Linked DNA regions of Homo sapiens: region 2 is linked to region 1. A link is a loop called in an ENCODE intact Hi-C map of the cell type or tissue named here. Cell type or tissue: ascending aorta. All regions are shown on one strand.

The links. Peaks named below come from ENCODE experiments on the same cell type or tissue, not always from the same donor. Only the 100,000 strongest peaks of a DNase experiment are listed, where the experiment ranks them.
Region 2: a loop joins it to region 1, with 3 times the contacts of the local background. A loop is called at or near these places in 1 of 110 quality-filtered maps.

What each region holds. Positions count from the first base shown.
Region 1 is chr20:13,668,863-13,676,862 of GRCh38, forward strand. No RefSeq gene overlaps it. Among named protein-coding and RNA genes, the nearest start is that of TASP1, 34 kb to the left of the region's middle. In ascending aorta, no CTCF peak of the experiment used is centred here; DNase peaks (open chromatin) are centred at 40 and 3,329; H3K27ac peaks cover 5,371 bases.
Region 2 is chr20:13,488,099-13,496,098 of GRCh38, forward strand. The region is part of intron 10 of TASP1 (taspase 1); the gene reads right to left. Among named protein-coding and RNA genes, the nearest start is that of TASP1, 150 kb to the right of the region's middle. In ascending aorta, a CTCF peak has its summit at 4,098; a DNase peak (open chromatin) is centred at 4,053; H3K27ac peaks cover 4,575 bases.

The DNA.
Region 1 (8,000 bases):
AGGTGATCTGCCTGCCTTGGCCTCCCGAAGTGCTGGGAACATAGGCGTGAGTCACCGCGCCCAGCTTAAACAGCTTATTTTAGTATTTCTTGCAAGGCTGAGCTATTAGCAACAAGTTCTCTCAATTTTTGTTTTTCTAAGACACTCTATTTCTCCTTCACTTTTGAAGGATAATTTCAGAGTACAGAATTTTAGGTTGGTGTTTCTTTTCTCAGCAGTTTTAATGTTTTATTCTACTCTTCTGGTTTGTATGGTTTCTTAGACGTCAGATGTAATTCTTATCTTTGCTTCTTTGTGGGTAAAATGTGTTTTTTCCTCTGGCATCTTTCAAGATTTTTCCTGTATATTTGATTTTCTAAAGTTTGAATATGATATTCCTAGGTATAGGGGTTTTCTTGGTTTTTGTTTTCTTTTTCTTTCTTTTTTTTGGGGGGGGGATGGGAGGGGCTTTTATCCTGCTAGGTGTTCTCTGAGATCCCTCAATCTGTGGTTTGGTGTCTGGCGTAAGTTTAGGAAAATTCTCAGTGATTATTGCTTCAAATATTGTGTCTATTCCTTTTTCTTTTTTCTTCTTCTGGTATTCCCATTACATGTATGTTGCATCACTTGTAGTAGCCCCACAGTTCTCAGATATTCTGTTCTGTGTTTGTTTGTTTGTTTGTTTGTTTGTTTTCCAGTCTTTTTTCTGTTTGCTTTTTAGTTTTGGAGGTTTCTACTCAGATATTCTCAATGTTACAGATTATTACCTCAGCCACGTCCAGTCTACTAATGAGCCCATCAAAGGTATTCTTCATTTCTGTTTTAGTGCTTTTGATATGTAGAAGTTCTTTTCAAGAGTTTGGGGTTTCACTCTTGTTGCCCAAGCTGGAGTGCAATGGAACAATCTCTTGGCTCACTGCAACCTCTGTCTCCCGGGTTCAAGCGATTCTCCTGCCTCAGCCTCCTGAGTAGCTAGGATTACAGGCATGTGCCACCACATCCAGCTAATTTTTTGTGTTTTTAGTGGAAATGGGGTTTCACCATGTTAGCCAGGCTGGTCTCGAACCCCTGACCTCAGGTGATCCACCTGCCTCAGCCTCCCAAAGTGCTGGAATTACAGGCATGAGCCACCTCGCCTGGCCTAGAAGTTTTTTTTATTCTTTCTTAGAATTTTCATCTTTCTGCTTACATTATCCATCTGTTCTTGTATGTTGTCTACTTTTTCCATTAGAGCCCTTAGCATATTCATCAGTGTTTTAACAATTCCCAGTCTGATAATTCTAAAATTCTGCCATATCAGATTCTGGTTCTGATATTCAGTCTCTTCAAACTGTGTTTTTGTTTTTTAGTATGTCTTGTAATTTTTTGTTGAAAGGTAAATATGATGCACTGGTTAAGAAGAACTGCAATAAATGGAACTTTACTAATGTGATGAGTTGTTGGGGGAGGGGAAGCTCTATATCCTTTGATTAGGTCTCAGTCTTGTGGTGAGCCTGTGCCCCAGACTGTGAACTTCAACAGTGCTTCTCAGGACCCCTCCCCCCTTAGGTGGGACAGGATGGCTGGAGCTAGCTGAAGCTGGGTATTTCCCCTGTCTCAGGTAGATTAGGCTCTGATGAAGCCCCAGAAGGTTGAACTCTAATAAAATCATTTATTTTGAGAGCAGGCCTGTTTAGAAAGAACAGAATTCTCTGGTGTATTTTAAAATGGTTTCTATTCTCCTCCACCTGCCAGAAGCACAAGGGGTTTTTTCTCTAAGATTCACACCTTGTAGAGACTCAGTAGATAAAACTCACAAAACCATGGGTCCCCCGCCCCCTCACAAAACTGTGAGTCCCCCACCCTGTTAAACTCCGGGGGACCCTGGAATCTCAGAGTTGTCCACACTGAGCCTCCAGCAATTCATCAATTACAGTTCAGATTTTCCCATCCTAGTACTGGTGCCAGCTAAGTTTTCTGCCCCTGTAAATTGTGATTCTCCGTATCTGCCTATCTATCTCCTCAGTTCTGGGGGCAGCTGCTTGCCCTGTGACCTCACTTTTCTGATATATCTATGAAGAGTTATTGATTTTTCATTCTGTTCAGCTTTTTACTTGCTGTTGGGACAGAGTGGTGACTTCTAAGATCCTAACATGTCAGACCTTAAAGCAGAAGTTCCTGCCTATATTTTGCTGAGAGGCATTGGAAAGTTACTTGGCAAAAAATTCTATTTTAAACAGTGAAGAATCAGAAACAATAATCCAATCAGCCCCAGGTCCTCCAGGGTATAAAAGAAGGACCAATGGGTGGAAACAGGTTGGAAATCAGCATTGGCTCACAGGAGAATGATCAAATGATAATGATTTTTTGTGGTTATACCAAACTCTGGATGGGACCTGAAGCTGGAGTTGGAGGATCTACAAAGCCTCAAGGGAAGGAAGACTTTTAATGCTTATTGTCTGCTGTCTCTTTCCTTCCTTCCTTCTTTCCTTTCTTCCTTCTCCTCCTCTTCCTCCTTCTTCTTTCTTCTTTTCTTTTCTTTCTTTTCCCAACATCTTATTCCTTAGAATCATACAAAATGAAACTCTACAGATGGGATCAAAGAAGGCTGAAGATGACAAAGAAAAAAGGGAGATAACAAAAGGAATAGAAGAGGAAATTTTAGGGAATTTGTTGTTAGAAGGTAGAAAAAGGTAATCAGAAATGATCCTATGGAAGATAGGATGCCTCACTTCTGATTAAGAAATTCAAGGTTTTATGGACAGAACTTTAACCCTTCTCCCCCAGTGTCCTGAGAGTGACATCCCCTCCACCCCAGGCAATGGCTCTTTCTGGGGCAGGAAATTCTCCAAACAAGTTTCCAAATTAAGGGTTTTGATTGAGCTCACTTCCCAGAATTTTGTTCTGGCCTCTTTTTCCGATTACAGAATATGAATCAGCTAATGATTCTGAAAAATAAAACTTCGGATACTTCTTTGTACTTGGAGAAAGAAAGAAATATACTGTGCAGTGCTCTTTTGATACATTCCAGAATAATCTTCATATTAACTCAATGGGGAAGCAATTGGATTTCCTCTGAAAGAGAGGAGAACATATCTCCCACATTGCAAAAAAAAAAAAAACCTGTCAATAAATTCCAGGAACAGGAGCTACTACAAATGTTCCCATTTTTTGAAGAGAATTTGTTCTGACCTCACTTCTAAGGGACTTGGTGTATGTGTCTTGAGCTTATTTTCCATTTGCTAATTAAAAGTACCTTGTCAGCAGTATTTATTACTATTATTATTGGTGAATGAATCATCCTCTTTTTCCACCAAATCTACTTTCCAGACTCACCCATTCTAAATGCTGGCTTACAACTCACTCATGGCTGCCAAAACAACCCACTCAGATGAGTCTCCTCAGCGTTTCTCTGCCAAATCCTTTTCCTCTCTAATCTGAGACTAAAAGTCTTATTTGAAAAATTGCCTGCTCTTAAAAAATTTTCTGGATTGACATATGTCTTACTCCCATAACAAAACATTTTTTGCATTCTTCCAAGACCAAGTCAGATCTCCTTAATAAGGCATGAAAAATATAGATTTGCCTTCAGCTTAGTGTCTTCCAGGGCAGACCTGTGAATTCTGAGTCTTGCTAATGAATGGATTGCCAGAGAAGTCTTAGAGACCCACATTCTCTCTGTATTTGTAAGATATCATAGCAGTGGAAATTCTAATCAATGCATTAAAAAAGGGCCGCTCTAACCCTGTACTTTATTTTTCAATTGAATTTCCAACTCTCAAAAAATCACAAAAATAGTACCAAGATGCTCGTACAGCCTTCACCAAGCTCCCCCAAAGTTAACAACTTATGTAACTAGTTAATCAGTTACCAAAATCAGAAAATTAACATTAATTGATTCATTACTATTACCTAAGTGATAAACTTTATTCCAATTTCACTAGTTGTCCTGCTAATCTCCCTTTTCTGGTCCCAGATCCCATTGAGTATCACGTGTTGCATTCAGTTGTTATGTCTCTTTAGACGCTTTAATTTAGGGCTATTACTCAATCCTTCATTTTTCATGACCTTGGCACTTCTAAAAGTCAGTTATTTCGGGCCAGTTATTTTGTAGACTATCTTTCAGTTTGAGATATCTCTTCTTAGAAAATGACCTCTCACACACCTCTGACCAGATTTCTGGAAGGGTATTGAGGTTCTACACTTGTGAGAAAATGTATGCTCAGGGGAAAAATAGTGAAATTATGCCAAATAAATACTTATTTCTTCTATAGTTTAGGAACATACTGAAAAATGAGGCCTCATGCCACTGATCTTTTGAGGCCTATATGAGTCTGAAATGTAGTTATCCTTTTCAAAGCAATCAAGTAGTGTGCAATCAATTACAAAAAAAAAAACCCAGAAAAATGAACTCAAATGGCTTAAGCCACAAAGAAGATTTATTGGCATACATAACTGAGAAATCTGGCGGTAAGTTGAACTTCAGGCAAATGTTGACCCAGGTCCCCCTAAGTCTTTCAACCTTAACTTTACCTGCCACAGTGTTGGCTTCACCTCAGGGATGGCTTTCTATATGGTCACAAGGTGGTTATCAATAAAACTGGGGTAACATGCCCTCTCATCCACATCCAGAACATCATAACCCAGTCACTAGGGCCCCCAGATGAAATGCAGTAATTGCCTTAAACCACCTGCTCTCCTGAGCCAAGAATAGAACCACTGTCACCCAAATCACATATGGGGTGCTGTTAGGAAGCGAAAAGGAGAAATGGATGCTATATTGATATGGTTTGGCTGTGTCCCCACGCAAATCTCATCTTGAATTCCCACATGTTGTGAGAGAGACCCAGTGAGAGGTAATTAAATCATGGGGGTGAGTCTTTCCCATGTTGCTCTCATGATAGTGAATAAGTCTCATGACATCTAATGGTTTTGTTTTTTTTTTTTATTTTTTGAGATGGAGTCTCGCTCTGTCACCCAGGCTGGAGTTCAGTGGTGCGATCTCGGCTCACTGCAAGCTCTGCCTCCTGGGTTCACATCATTCTCCTGCCTCAGCCTCCCGAGTAGCTGGGACTACAGGCACCCGCCACCACGCCCGGCTAATTTTTTGTATTTTTAGTAGAGATGGGCTTTCACCATGTTAGCCAGGATGGTCTCAATCTCCTGACCTTGTGATCTGCCCACCCCGGCCTCCCAAAGTGCTGGGATTACAGGTGTGAGCCACCGTGCCCGGCTGAGATCTAATGGTTTTAAAAAAGGGAGTTTCCCTGCACAAGCTCTCTCCTCTTGTCTGCTGCCATGTGAGATATGCCTTTCACCTTCCACCATGATTGTGAGGCCTCCCCAGCCATGTGGAACTATAAGTCCATTAAACCTTTCTCTTTTGTAAATTGCCCAGTCTCCGGTATGTCTTTATCAGCAGCATGAAAATGGACTAATACATATGTAGACAATTAACTATGTCCCCACAGGCTAGAATCCTTAGTGGTGGAATTGCAGAGAAGTGTATATATGGGGCAGGAGATTCTGTGCCCATGTGTTCCAATGGATGCTCAATGCTAAGATGGACTCAGCAGGAAGGTCAGAAAGAACACAGTCTGGAAGAAATTAGGCATGAAAACTGGGAGAAGGTGGTCTGTATTGCTTTAGTATAACACTGTCTTTGGTGGGCATTTAGACCTATGCACCCACAAGTGTGTTCTGTGCAACATGGAATAATGATAGGCCCCATTTGAAATATGGGTCCTCAAGCAGACAAGTTTGAGAAATGTTACCTCCCATCAAACATACCTGTGCCTCAGGCCACATCTCCTCAGCCCATAGTTTTACTCCAGCCATTGCTGTGGCAACTAGCCATGGACCTCATCTCAGCCATACTATGCTCCTCCTGTTTTCTGCCTCAGGGCTTCTTTGTCACTGCAGGCTGGGATGCCTTCAGGAGTCTGTTGAGTGCTTCTAATGCATGTACAATCCTGGACACGTGAAAGAGGTAACATCTAAGGGGAAAGCTTTGATAAATGTGGGATGGAGCCAATGAAAACAATTTCTCATCTGGGTGCAGTCGGTGGCTCATGCCTGTAACCCCAGCACTTTGGGGGCCAAGGCAGGCAAATCACCTGAGGTCAGGCATTTGAGACCAGCCTGACCAACATGGCGGAACCCCATCTCTACTAAAAATACAAAACATTAGCCAGGTGTGTGGTGGTGGGCACCTGTAATCCCAGCTACTCAGGAGGCTGAGGCAGGAGAATTGCTTGAACCTGGGAGGTGGAGGTTGCAGTGAGCAAAGACCGCACCACTGCACTCCAGCCTGGGCGACAAGAGCAAAATTCCATCTCGGAAAAAAAAAAAAAGAAAAAGAAAAGAAAGGAAGACAGAGAGAGAAAGACAGAAGGAAGGAAGGAGAAAGAAAGAAAGAAAGAAAGAAAGAAAGAAAGAAAGAAAGAAAGAAAGAAAGAAAGAAAGAAAGAAAGAAAGAGAAAGAAAGAAGGAAGGAAGGAAGGAAGGAAGGAAGGAAGGAAGGAAGGAAGGAAGGAAGGAAGGAAGGAAGGAAAGAAAGAAAGAGAAAGAAAGAAAGAAAGAAAAAAAGAGAAAGAGAAAGGAAGAAAGAGACAGAGAGAGAGAAAGGAAGGAAGGAAGGAAGGAAGGAAAAGAAAGAAAATTTCTCTCAGGTAGAAATTCTGAGGTGCCTTCTACACAGCTCCTCCATGGAGCACTATCCATGTAGAGCCCTACAGTGGTTATTGACTCAATAGCACACCCTTGGATTGGCTTATTTTTTCTTTCTCTTTTCTGCTGTTCCTGCTCCTCAGGATCACTTTAAAAACAAAACATCCGGGCACAGTGGCTCATGCCTGTAATTCCAGCACTTTGGGAGGCCGAGGTGGGCAGATCACCTGAGGTCAGGAGTTCAAGACCAGCCTGGTCCAACTTGGTGAAGCCCTGTCTCTACTAAAAATACAATAATTAGCTGGGCGTGGTGGCACACGCCTGTAATCCCAGCTACTAGGGAGGCTGAGGCAGGACAATTGCTTGAACCTGGGAGGTGGAGATTGCAGTGAGCCAAGATTGTGCCACTGGACTACAGCCTAGGCAACAGAATAAGACTCTGTCTTTAAATAAATAAATAAATATAGGGCCAGGCATGGTGGCTCACACCTGTAATCCCAGCACTTTGAGACATCAAGGCACATGGATCACTTGAGTCCAGGAATTTGAGACCAGCCTGGGCAACATGGTGAAACCCTGTCTCTACCAAAATACAAAAATTAGCCTGGTGTGGTGGTGCACGCCTATAGTCTTAGCTACTTGTGAGGCTGAGGTGGGAGGATCACTTGAGCCCAGGCGGCAGAGATTGCAGCAAAATGAGATCTTGCTACTGCACTCCAGCCTGGGTGACAGTCAGACCCTATCTCAAAAAAACAAAAACAAAAACCAGATCAGGCCATATCTGTAATCCCAGCACTTTAGGAGGCCAAAGTGGGAGAACTTGAGCACAGGAGTTTGAGACCAGCCTGGGCAACATAGTAAGACACTATCTAAAGAATTAAAGAATGAGCTGGGTGTGGTGGCATGTTCCTGCAGTCCCAGCTACTTGGGGGTGTGGGCTGAGGTGGGAGGATCTCTTGAGCCAGGGAGGTCGAGGCTGCAGTGAGCTGTGATTGTGCCACTGCACTGCAGCGTGGGTGGCAGAGCGAGACCCTGTCTCCAAACAAAACTACTTTCACACAAACCCTTATCTCGGGCTGTGCTTTCTAGAATAACCTAGATTAAGACTCCAGATGAAACAATTAGTTATTCTAGTGCAGACTTCTCTAAGTCCCTATTGTTTAATGGACAGCAGTGATACTCTAAAATTGTTTATAGTATATAGTATTCTCTAAATTTATTGACATTGCAATACTTTTTCTTTCATGAACATTTTGTGAGGCTAGTGTTCTGCAGACACATTTTGGGCAAGTTTGGCCTAGACTGAACACCCTGGGTCTCACATGATGTGATTGTAGCAGCTGTCTCCAAGAGTGACCCCTAATGAGCCATTC
Region 2 (8,000 bases), 180 kb before region 1:
TTAATAGGCATTTTGAAAGAGAGGAAAGAAAGAAGAAAGCACTAATATTTGCATAAGGAATAAGAATTTTCTAGAATTTAAGTTATTAAACTGAAGATCCACAGAGTTCCAAAAAAGAGGAATAAAAATAGAAATCCATCCTTAATTGTAACAGTTTGAAGCTCTGGACCAAAGGCAACAAGAAAATATTAAAAACTCACCAAAAAGAAAAGGAAAAAAATTCACCTACAAAAAAATTCAAAAATTTTTAAATTAAACTGATAACTAAATATCTCCAAGCAACAAAAGAAGCCGCAAGACTAATATCTTAAAGATGCTATGGCAAAAAAAACAAGCAAACAGAAAAAAACACTGCCAACCTGGAATCAGTTAAACTACCATTCTACTAGAGTGAGGGTGAATAGAGACCGTTTCAGACATGTAACGACAAATTCATTTCTCAGAGATTTTAACTCCCAGCTCACTTTTACTCTGCCCAACACTACTCCTTGTCATCATTCTTGCTGAATTTAATATTTATCTAGATGATTCTCCCGATATCTTGGCTTTTGCTATTCTGATATCCTCTCCTCCAGTTATCCACACTACCTGATAAACTCACACCCATTTCAGCAGTAACGTGAACTCCTCAGTCACATCAATTGGAATCATCTCATTCCTATCTTTCCAGCTCCCTCCCTTGAGCACTCCAACTCCAACATTCCCTCCATCTCACCAAAAACTGCCATCCATTAATTCTGCTGCCTTTTAACTATTCCTCACCCCACTCAGGTCCTCACCTCTATTCTTAACTAACTAAAATTCCATGCTTCATCAACTTACATCCATCCCCTTACTCCCAAAAACCTCCCTGCTGCTCTCACTTCATCAAACATGCCTGGCAAAAGCCCACCCTGGAGTAACAGTCAGAATAGCTATACTGGGCTGCAAAAACAACGTCCAAATCTCAGTGACTTAAAATATAATTCTCACTAATGTTATAGGTCATACCTGCATCACCTGAAGATCTGCTTCACACACTCACTCAAACCTAGGTGAAAGGAACAAACCTAGGCAGATGGAGACTCCATCACCTGTAAATGCACTACCTGAATCACATACTTCCCCTCCACAAGAACGAGGCCACCCTGCTGTTCCAGAAGGCTGTTTTACCACCTTAGCCTGAAAGTGACAAATATCATTACCATTCCGGTCCCTGGCCAGAAAGAGCTACACATTCTTAGGCAACTACAAGGGGCCTGTGAAATATAGGGGAATATATGGATCTTCAGAGAGCATTAAGTTGAATGTCTCTGCCATATCTGACTAAATCCAACTTTCCATGCCTGCACTTGCATAGCTAAGCCTGAGGCACAGCAGCATGACTGAGGGGTGACATGCATGAGCATCAAGGACCATCCATGGCCACTGAGTGGGAAAAATTAAAAAAAAAGAGAAAAGAAAAGAAAAAAGAAAGAAAACACCATCTGCTGAGGACGGCAGGAGGGAAAGGACAGACCTGAAAACCAAAGGGTACTGCTAGGTAGCCCGACTAGACCCAGTCTCTTCCCAGGCATCTGTTACACGAGGTTTTCTAATTTAAGTTTAAATTTAAAAACCTGCCGCTTTAGCAACGCAATTCAGTTCTCTTTTTTAAGGCTACATCCATTCCTATCATAAATAATATAAAATTACCATTTAACCATTTTTAAAGTATGCAATTCAGTGGCATTAAGTACATTCACACTGTTGTACAACCATCAGCACCATCTAGCTCCAGAACTTTTTCATATTCCCAAATGGATACTCTATGTATGTATATACCATATGTTCTTTATTCATTCATCTGTCAATGAATATATGGGACCAAATGCATTCTTAAACTATATACGTGGCTCTTTGCTGGTGATTGAAAATGGCTCAGAAAACTTTACACTGAAAGAAGACGACTTCTAGCTACTTTTTCCAATTCAAACATGCAACTCTGTGTTGATTCAAACATAATTTCTGATAAGCTCATATACACATATTTATCAGATGCCATTAGCAGCAATACACGAAAAAGATCATTTGATCTGAGAATATTTATTTTAACTGACTTTTTTAGGGGGGAAACCCAGGATATATTTAATTACTTCCAACTACAGAATTTCGTTTTAGTTCATTTGAATAAAAAAAAAATACTTTAATACTTCATATTGTCTGAAAAATGGAGTCCTGCATATTTTAAAACCACCTTTTATCCATCTAAAGAATGACCACTTCCCTCAATCATGTGACACCACTTCAGTGAAGCCACCTTTAAATCATCTGTTTTTGAATTTGTCTGGAATCCAGAAAAAGTTGGCAAAACCCCAAGGAAACTAGAAGAGTTAATTAATAAAGTATCTTTATTTTCCTGTCATCTAAATCCTTCCAACAATGCCATTATTTCTCTAGTGGATACATTAGCTTACATTACAAAAAGCTTCTGTAACTTTACCCATAGGAGAAATCTGATATTTCTGTGTCAAGAAGCAGGGTCTTTTTTAAGAAGAGGACAGCTTGCACATTTTATTTACTCTATTCATTCATTCTCATTTTCTCTCCTCCTTCCCTCCCTCACCCCTCCCACCCTCTTACACACACACCCCTACCTTAAGGCCTATAGGGTAAGGGTTAGTATCTGTTCTGCAGTGAGACTCATGTTTGAATCCAGCAGGGTGACTTTGGGTTATTTAGGGCTCAGTTTCCATAGCTGTAAAATGGGGAATGGGATACCAACTACCTCACAGGGTTGTTTTGAGGACAAAATGAGAAAAATCACATAAAGCATTTAGCATGGAGTTGACCATAGAGTAAGCACTTAATAAATACTACTATGATGAAAATAACCATCTTAAGAAAAATTTTCTACTACTTTGCTGCCTCTCATCCTATTCTCTGTATGTTCCTTCTATTAAAGTGATTCTCAGCTAGCTTAACAATCATCACTGAGAGAGCCTAAAATAGAATTTAAAAGTTTATCCTTTGCCTTGTAATTCTAAATGAAGGCTACTGCTTCAAATCAAGCTAAGCCTTTACATAGGGTAAAAATGACCACCTAGGTAAACCTATCATTATCAAAACAAAACAAATAGTATGGTAAAGATTTCTCTTAGCCTGGCAGGAAACATTTTAACTTGATTATCTAGAGACTGTGGATCATGCTTGACTTTTCTTATTTATTCCTTTTATTTTCCCCAGTATCTAAAATAAAACCTATTTTTATTCTCCAACAGGTTTATTGCCCGACTTAAGATTACACTCCTGCGTTCACAATACTTTCTCTTAAGGCAAGTTAGTAAAGGGGAAAGCAAAGTTTCCCATGATGGGATTTGGCCCCATTCACTTCACTTCCCTGTATCTTGAGTACACGAGTTGATCAGAGTGAACATGAACAGATGCCATGGGTGTTTTATGTTGCCTGACCTTCATCACACATTTATAATTGTTTTTAACTTCAGCTCCAGTGATAGATGCAGCCTTTAAAACAAGATAATTAAATATAGGGATTGTGACAGCCCAACAAAATCATATTGTCAAATTAAGTTTTAGTTCCAAAAGGTAAAAGTAACAAACTGAAAAGCTTTTGCAATAAGAATAGAGAAACATCAAAATTTACCAATTCTTGGCTAACATGTAAGATATATCTTCATTGCATTTCTAGATTATTTTCAATCTTTTTTGTCTTCATCTAATGTAGTAGTAGCAGCAGTGGTGGGATGAGCCCCATTATTACAAAATGAAAATTAAAAGACCTTTATGTGTCCAGTTATTAATGTAGTGTTCTAATGGTTGAGGACAATAATATAATTGCTCCACAGGACCTCAAAATAAGATTAGGATTTTAAAATATAACTCATAATCTCACAGATCTTTCTTATCTGTGCAGACTTTTTGTCTTCTAAACCACTCCCACCTCAATTCTAATACAAAGAGCCCCAGAGGGGAAAAAGTGAAGTTGCATTCACAGCAGAGACACAACCCACATTCCTAGGCAGCCTCCTACAAAAGCACAGGCTCGACAGCAACAAAAGCTCACATTCAGTACCCCTGGCACACCACACGTCTCCAAGGATTACTGATGATTTTGAAGTATTTATGTCATCTTATAAATGCTGCCATTCACTCTCACTGTGGCTAGTGGGCATCTGAAAAATCTTTCAACACATCCCCTCTTAGAAGTCCACAGGGATAGATAACTAATAAGAAAGGGCCTTTCCAAATTTAAAAGGAAACATTTGGTACTTCAGTTTCCAGTATTGCAACATCTCTTTTTCAACAAAGGAATTTATTACACAGTACGTCACCTTTTCCCTGTCAAAGGATTTACTGCCAATTTTGGAGTTGGGTTACTTCTGGTTTTCAAGCCTGTCTTGTGAAATTAAAGAGAGAGCTACCTTAAAAGTGATAGGACACACATGATTTCAGTCTTCACAGTGTCCCTATGGTTATCAAACCTGGAACCTATTATATACAAGGGGAAAACATAAGGAGCTTCATAAAGAGATGGAATAAGTGGTGAAGATGTCTAATCCAGTCACATCTTAAGGTTATAGCTCACCGACACATATTTAGCGTTTCCCAAATATTCAGAGTTCTCTGTAATCCACAACTTGTCTCATACTTTGGTTATTTATTGTAATGTATCAAAAACAACTCAGGCTTTTCAATTTTTTCTGTGATAAATAATAACCAAAAGAAAAACCAATTTTATAATTATCTCCTAGAGATATCATCTCTTACAAAGTAGGGTGTGATTGATATATGCGTTAGCATTTCATAATTATTTTTAATATAGAGAAATATTATCACAGTTATGATTAAACACAGATATCTAGAGCACGGTGCTAGACATATAGTACATATACTAAGTGCTTTATACATATATTAGTTTTTATCACTACTGCCAATTTTATTGAGGATATAACCAAATCACACACTCATACGAAAAATCCCAACTGTCTAAATAAGTAGCTCCATAAATAGGAAAGGTTCCAGTTTTATGAACGCAAATACTTTCACAGATTAAAACCTTTTTGAAAAAAACTAAAACCAAAAAAACAAACAAACAAAAAAACCTTCAACAAACATGAGTAGTGAAAACGCTTCATCCCGTCTACCATGTCAGAGGAAGTGTGTAATTGACAAAGCTTCAGCCACTCTCTTTTCCTTGCTCTTCTGGGTGTGTCTGTGAGGGTGCTGCCAGAGGAGACTGACATTTGAGTCAGTGGATTAGGAGAGGAAGACCCACCCTCAATGTGGGTAGGTGCTATCCAACTGGCTGCCAGCACAGCAAAGACAAAGCAGGGGGAAGAAGGTGGGATAACTTTGTTTGCTGGGTCTTCTGGCTTTTCCCTTTCCTATACTGGATGCTTCCTCCTGCTCCTCCTGCCCTTGGACATCATACTTCAGGTTCTTCAGCCTTTGGATTCCTGCACTTACACCATTGGTTTGCTGGGGGCTCTTGGGCCTTTGGCCACAGACTGAAGGGTGCACTGTCAGCTTCCCTGGTTTTGAGGCTTTCGGACTCAGACTGAGCCACTACTGGATTCTTTCTTCCCCAGCTTGCAGATGGTCTATCCTGGGACTTCACCTTGTAATCAGGTAAGCCAGTTCTCCCTAATAAACTCCCTTTCATATACATAAATATCCTATAAGTTCTGTCCCTCTGGAGAACCCTAATACACATCTCAATGTAGAAATTTACCCAATATTCATTTTGAGTGTTAATACAGGAGATAAAGCAGAACCTTGCTTTCTGTTCTAAATTATTTAAATTTAGTTACCTAAATTATAACACTCTAATTAGAGCATCAGGGACAAATGAACCCAGGGAAGGAGGAAAAAAAATCAGAGGCAACCATCACCAGTAAAAGTGGTATTCTTATCTATGGTGGTGCTGCTAAGATTGTATCACTATATTGTATTTATCTGGGAAACAGAGTATATGTATAAGCATTAGATTTATCCACACCTGAGAACTTCATTAGGAAAGTAGCCATAAAAGAAGCAACACTGTTTGTAATGTTCAGTTGATGCTCTTGTCAATCTTCTATCTGGATTCCTGTTCCATCAGAGAGAAGGATCACATATGAGGAGAACCAGCTCTGGCTGTAGAACCTGAAATGAGTCACTTATGACATCTATGCTTCAGCTTCCTCATTTGAAAAACTAAATGGCTTAGCTTTAATAGTTTTATATTCCTCACAAGACAAAATATTTACCACTGAATGTAGTTTTAGAACTTTAATAACTTGCTGGTTAAAATATAGTTAAGAGGCTTGCAATAGGCAGATGACTTGAGAAAACCCTTTTTAAAAGCTGTTAATTAATGAAAAAATATACTTAGATTAAATTCAATTATAGAAAACTTAATTTTTTTAGGGAGAAAGGGTCACTGACTCACTGACTCACTGATTAAATAATCAACTACTGTATATCTGGGGCTTTAGAATTATCTTGCAAGGAAAGTACTATCATCTCATCTGACAAACAAGAAAAGTGATTTGGAAGAACTAAGATTCTAAGATCCAAGTATTGTGACTCCTAGTAACATGCTCATTCCATAACAGTCACTGCAGAAACCAGGCTAATATCATCACATGAATAAAGGAGATATAAACAAAGAAAATCCAAAGCCCCAAAAATCTGAGAATATGGACAAGATCATAGTAATAATTATCTGCAAATAAGGAGCACAACAGGTTCTGATACTAACACTTAGGACTGTAGATAGTCTCCAATTTTAACCAGAAAGTCCTATAAATAGTAAGTCACCAAGCACATCCCAACAAAATAAAATTAAAGATTTTATTTTGCCTCTAAGCCATGGTGTGCATTTCATGAGCCAGAAAAAAAAAACCAAAGCCAAAATGCAGTTATAAACATCTACAAATATGCAGATGTCATGTAAAATATTTCACTATACATATTGATTATATATGTGGTATAAAGTCCACAAACAGAAAGAACATAAGCAAGACAGTTATACTACACCATAAATCTAACCTATAACTACTGAGCCAGCCACATATATTAAATATTTAATTAATAATTTTCTTAATGACTTAAAATTTAGAAGTAATTTATTGGGGTCATTTTGATCTCTTTAAAAGCTGAAAAGGAAGTTTGAGCCAATGTTATTTCTCAATAAATTCCTCTGTACAAAGGAGAGGCAATATAAATCATTTCATCAGCTTTAAAGCTGTACGCAAAGTTTAAAAACAACATTCAGTATTTAGAGGCCAAATAAAGTACCATAGAAAAAAGTCTTAAATCTGCTCACCAGTCATTGCTTATCCCTTTCTCTATTCAATACAGTATCAAGGGAAGTTTTGAGGGCAGGGAAAGACACACTGCTCTGAAGGAGGAAGGAGAAAATAGTATTCATATTTTATTCTCTACATCTGGGTAGAATTTAAGGAATATCAATACAGAAATTGTCCAAAAGCTGTCTTACCACCAACTAGAAAAATTATCAGATGAAAGTAGCAGATAAAAGAAGAAAGGGGCAAAATACAGGAAGGCCACCTCAAATGAGTTAGGTAACAAAAGACAAATAGACAATATACAATTTGGGACTCTTCAAGGTTTTCATTTGACACTATTACTAAGAAATAATAACAGGAAAAGAAGGAACTACATCAACTTGTATTACTTGTTAAATTTATTTATTTAATTTATTTTAGCCAGCAAGTTAACTTACAGTTTTATTCAAAATTACCTAAGACTGTGCTTCCCAATCTCTCTCAGGTCATGAGAAAAAGATATATCTTGGACTAAAATGTTTCATATAGTCTCAGGAAATTCACAGAATGCCCCATAAAAACCAATACATAGATTCCATAGGGTCTACAAATCCCAAATTAAGAAACCACATGGCTATAATTTTATTTAAAAATCTATAAGCGTATGGTTTTAAACCTGTAGGCTAAGGTTTCAATTTGATTTTGATTTTTTTTTTCTTCCTTGAAACAGAGTCTTGCTCTGTCACCCAG